2 separate regions of the Mus musculus genome follow, and region 1 is linked to region 2. A link is a loop called in an ENCODE intact Hi-C map of the cell type or tissue named here. Cell type or tissue: left cerebral cortex. All regions are shown on one strand.

Region 1 (2,500 bases), 59 kb before region 2:
ATCCCCCCCCCCCCCCGTTTCTGCTTCCCCACCCATCTGGATGTGAGCAAGCAGGCACATGGCCCTGCTGTTATAGCCAGAGCTTCTGCTCCCACTGTGGAACCATCCCTGTTGTGATGGACTGACTATACCCCCAACCACAAGCCGACATCAGCCCTTTCTCCCTCAGTTGCTTCCTGTCCATTGTTCTGCCACATCATCAAAAGTAACCAATACACGAGGTCTCCAGGATCCTTGGGTAGCTCTACTGGTTTTCCAGGTCATTTATGCCTGATTCCCCTGATCCCAGCATTCTCCGTCCACACTGAGCCCCTTATCTCCAGGGCACAGCCTGCTCTTTCTCACCCCCATCCCCCCTGCACAGGCCGGTCCCTCTGCAAGTGCCACCTTTCCCCCTGCTTACCTTCCCTGCCACTTAACTGTCAATTCCTATCTATCTTCCTGGTCTCTGCCTAAAGGTCACCTCACCACCACCACCACACACAGAGTCCTCTTTAACCTCCAAAGCCGGTAGGTGGCCTGTGGTGTGACACTTATAATACTGTGTGCTTTCTGGGCTCCCCTAGAAGGCAGAGAACGTGTTTTGCATTTACTTTATATAGCTCTGATTCCCAAGGACAGATAGCACAGTGCTGGAGGCCTCTCTACAGTTTGTTGACCAAGCTGAATAATTGAAATAGCCAGCACAGGCTGTATGGCTGAGATATACCTGGCATAACTCCCAGGGCAACTCCTCGTGGACACCTGAAGCTTCAGAAGGACCAAGGATGGGAAGAAAGAGACAGATAGACCAAGGACACTCACTGCTGCCTACTGCCCTGCCTCAATCCTACTTTTTCTTCTTACCCTAGGCATTGTGGGAACTGTTGTTCAGTCCACTCTGAGTCTGACTGGAGTGCCTGCCTCAGTTCTCTGTCACATGGGAATGGATTATTTTTTCATACCGGCCTGTCGTGCAGCCTTTAGAAGCTATTCTTCTTGTTAGCTTCTTATACACTTTTCACTGAAATGTGTGCCAAGCAAGAAAGCCTGGGGAAGGTTGGGGTTGGGGGCGTGTCACCCTGTCTGCAGATGGAGAAGGCAAGCAGTGTGGGATGAGGCTTTCCTGAGTCATATCTGGAAAACCAGTGTCCTTCAGCTTTTCATCCTGGTAAGCAGTTTTCAGGTCTGTTGGGTTTTGGCACCTATCAGCAAGGCTATTTTAAAGCTAAAATCTGAAAATAAATGGAGTGGGGCTGTGGCAGAGGAAGGCTGATTTGGCAAGCATTGAAACTGGGGGAAGCTTACAGGAAGTCAAGACTGGAGACAAGAGATCCGTGTGTGTGTGTGTGTGTGTGTGTGTGTGTGTGTGTGTGTGACTGTGTGTACATGTTTGTGTGTGACTGTGTGTGCACTTGTGTGTGTGTCTATATGTGTGTGTACGTGTATGTCTGTGTGTGCATCTATGTCTGTGTATGTATGTGTCTGTGTGTGACTGTGTGTGTATGTGTCTGTGTGTGTTTGTATCTATGTGTGTATATGTATGTGTGTCTATACATGTGTGACTGTGTGTATGTGTCTGTGTGTTTGTGTGTATGTGTGTGTGTATGTGTGTATCTGTGTCTGTGTGTCTATGTGTGTGTGTCTGTGTGTTTGTGTGTATGTGTGTGTATGTGTGTATCTGTGTCTGTGTGTCTATGTGTGTGTGTCTGTGTGTGTTTGTGTGTATGTGTGTGTATGTGTGTATCTGTGTGTGTGTGTCTATATGTGTGTGTGTGTGTATGTGTGTATCTGTGTCTGTGTGTCTATGTGTGTGTGTCTGTGTGTGTGTGCATCTATATGTGTGTATGTGTATCTATACATGTGTGTGTCTGTATGTCTATGTATGTGTGTCTTTCTCTCTGTCTCGGTCTCTGTCTCTGTCTCTGTCTCTCTCTCTCTCTCTCTCTCTCTGTGTGTGTGTGTGTGTGTGTGTGTGTGAGTGTACCCTCAGGCCTCCTGATCAGCTGGAAGAGATGCACCTGATAAGCAAATCTGGAGAGGCAAGGTCTTGGTCTGGAGGGTCTCTTACTTGTCTGGTGATGCTGCCTAGCCCACCTAGAGTCCTTCTGTTTTTTCTAGAACCTGGAGGAAAATGGCTGCACAGAGAGCGGCACTAGATACTCATGCTTACAGGCTCCCTAGTGCTTCTCCTTGCCAGGGCCCCAGCTGTGCCTGCAAAGCCACAAGGCATCTCCCTGCCTCCAGTGTCTTCATGTTGATCTAAGTGGACAATGTGAGCTCCTAATAGTCTTTACCCTCAGCTGCATCCTTCTCCATCTTTGTGACTCCAGCTTTGCCTCCTGGCTCCTGTTCACCCTGGATGCTGACCTCAGACCCATCAGAGTTCATGCTTCTCACCTAGGGTTGGCCTTTGTTCCTCTTGTCAAAGATTATCTGCACTTGTATCCTAGATGCCATGTTTCAGGGTGCTGTAATTCACCTGAGCATTCAGAAAGAGGAGCATGTGTGCCAGACCCCT
Region 2 (2,500 bases):
AAATCTGTAACAGACACCTCAGATTCAAAGTGTAGCAGTGACCATCCAGGTAAACTTGGAAGAGAGTAGGGATGGGGTGGAAACACACTGTTCAGGCATGAACAACAAAAGTCTAATTTTAATCACGGTATCTGATGAGGCCTTCCAGACACACCCCATACCCACGCCTGCCTTTATGGCTTGGTCCTGGAAAGGTACTCCTGACAGCTGCTGTGTAGGAGAGAGAAGCAATAGCAGCCTTGGCTTTGTGTGTCATTAAGGAGGCACTGGGCTCCAGCCCAGGGCTGTCACTTCTAGCAGAGTTGATCTCATGCAACGTCTCTGAGCCTCAGTTTCTTCATCTATGTATTAAAGCTAATAAGGTTCCATAAGGTTGTTGTAAGGAGTAAATGGGGTAGGTGTTAATAAACAGAGATTAAAATCACCCACACAGCGGAATGAGAAAGTGTAAAAACCCTGGCCTGGTACTGGCACAAAGAAGCCCTTAAATGGCGGCTGGGTTGGTTCAAGGGAGAGCAATAAGTCACCCCAACAGTCTCTTCCATGAGCTGAGCTAATTAGATAAGGAGGAGATACTAACTCAGAAGCACCCACTTACAACCAACCAAATGGACACCTTAACATTTTACCTAGAGTCAACAGGGAGAAGATGCGTCACTCTGAGGCTGTTTCTGGCAGGAGAGCAGAGTTGGCATTCCATTTCAGATACTTGCAGACAAGGGAGTCAGGTTCAGCCTACTAATGGTTCCTAGAAACTTCCCTCCAGCATCTGACACAGGCCAGCAGAAACCCCCTACAGCCACATACATATAAACCTGGCATCTCACACCACCCGGTGCTCACGTCTTAGGAAGTCTCCACAGAACAGAGAAGGGTGGATTCCTGAATGAGCAATTTCTCTTCTCACACGCAAGCCATGCCTACAGACGTTCTATTTTCATCGGTAATCCTATAAATGTCACGGTAACATTTGAAACACGTCCTCAGGTTTTCTCTCCTCGTATGCTGCTCCTCAGGACAGGTGGCGAGTCTTGGGGGAAGCTGTAAACCACACTTGGGGAGTCCCGGCCTCCTCTGCTAACCAGATTAGGTCTGGCTCCTTCTGTCCTATCAGTTCGAGCTTTCTGTTCAGTGTTGGATGATCAAAACTTCAAGTCTTGATAGAACCACTCATGAGCATGTGTGCTCTCACGTGCTAGCACACATGCTATGCCTGCACACACATGCTCATACACTCACACCTACCCACAGTCTGAGCAGGTGACTCCTGGGTGCCATTTCCTACTTTGTACAAAGGACCCATCATCTGGAGAGTGCATCTGAACCACATATTCAAAAAGCTCGCCCACTCACATCTGTATATGCCTCCTTTCTTCCTGCCCTTCTATTATGGGACAGACATTCAATGTGGAGTATGCTAAGGAGACTTTCTTCACCTATTTCTTCCTCAGGAATCTTTGCTCGCAATGATCCTTCTGTCCGTGCACCCTCTATACCCACGCTGTTTTTTCCCAATGACTTCTCAGCTAAACACAACACAAAGCAAACTGCTCCCGTTCATCACATGCCTTTCTCCATGCAACACCCACCTGTCTTCTCCCTTAGGCACCATCTTCTCAGCAGCCTCACCTGAGCCCCCTTGGCTACATTTCTCACCTTGGACCTGGATCTCAGCCCACTCCAGCCTGGCTATTTGCCCCATGGAAACAACCCCACAGTGGCTGAGTCTTCTCCGAGGTGCTTTATCCAGTGGAGAGCTTCCAACCACCTCCCAGGTAGATTGTTGGTAGCATATCATTCTTTAAAAACCTCCAGAGTTTCTCCCCTGTGACTGATCTCAACCTTGCCCCTAAAGTGGCCCTGGCCTGGTGCTCCCAGCTCAGGAGTGGCGTTGTTATCTAACAAGTGACAATGATAAGAATTTTTCTGATGCTATCCACAGTCTTTCTTTTGTACCCCATCTAACCCGCCAAGTACTACTGTGTATTTTGTTTATAAATATTTTTCTATGATACCTAATACTTGTTAAAACAACAACAACAACAAAAACCATCTATAACTGGAAAGACAGAAACAGGAGGACCCCTAGAGGTTGATAGGCACCCATCTAGTTTATTTGGAGACCTCCAGGTTCAGTGAGAGACCCTGTCTAAAAAAGGAGTCCATATATATATATATATATATATATACACACATACACACACATATATATGTATAGATATACATATATATGTGTGTGTGTATATGTGTATATATGTGTGTGTATGTGTGTATGTATGTATATGTATGTGTATATATATATGTATATGTGTGTGTGTGTATGAGGTTAGAGAAGAGAAAAGGAAGGAAGGAGGACAGGAAGGAGGGAGGAAGGATGGAAGAAGGAGCACAGGAAGGAAGGGAGGGAGGGAAGAAAGGAAGGAAGAAAAGACTATCAAGATCCACATCCTTGCAGTCTGACCCCTAAAGGGCCACCATAATGTCCAATTCCAGGGGCCAC

Evidence for each region. Peaks named below come from ENCODE experiments on the same cell type or tissue, not always from the same donor. Only the 100,000 strongest peaks of a DNase experiment are listed, where the experiment ranks them.
Region 1: a loop joins it to region 2, with 2.0 times the contacts of the local background. A loop is called at or near these places in 3 of 42 quality-filtered maps.

Annotation. Positions count from the first base shown.
Region 1 is chr12:77,661,972-77,664,471 of GRCm38, reverse strand. No RefSeq gene overlaps it. Among named protein-coding and RNA genes, the nearest start is that of Gm35440, 87 kb to the left of the region's middle. In left cerebral cortex, no CTCF peak of the experiment used is centred here; a DNase peak (open chromatin) is centred at 1,107.
Region 2 is chr12:77,602,665-77,605,164 of GRCm38, reverse strand. All of the region lies in intron 2 of Gm35240 (a long non-coding RNA gene), which reads right to left. Among named protein-coding and RNA genes, the nearest start is that of Gm35240, 50 kb to the right of the region's middle. In left cerebral cortex, no CTCF peak of the experiment used is centred here; DNase peaks (open chromatin) are centred at 202, 969 and 1,238; H3K27ac peaks cover 972 bases.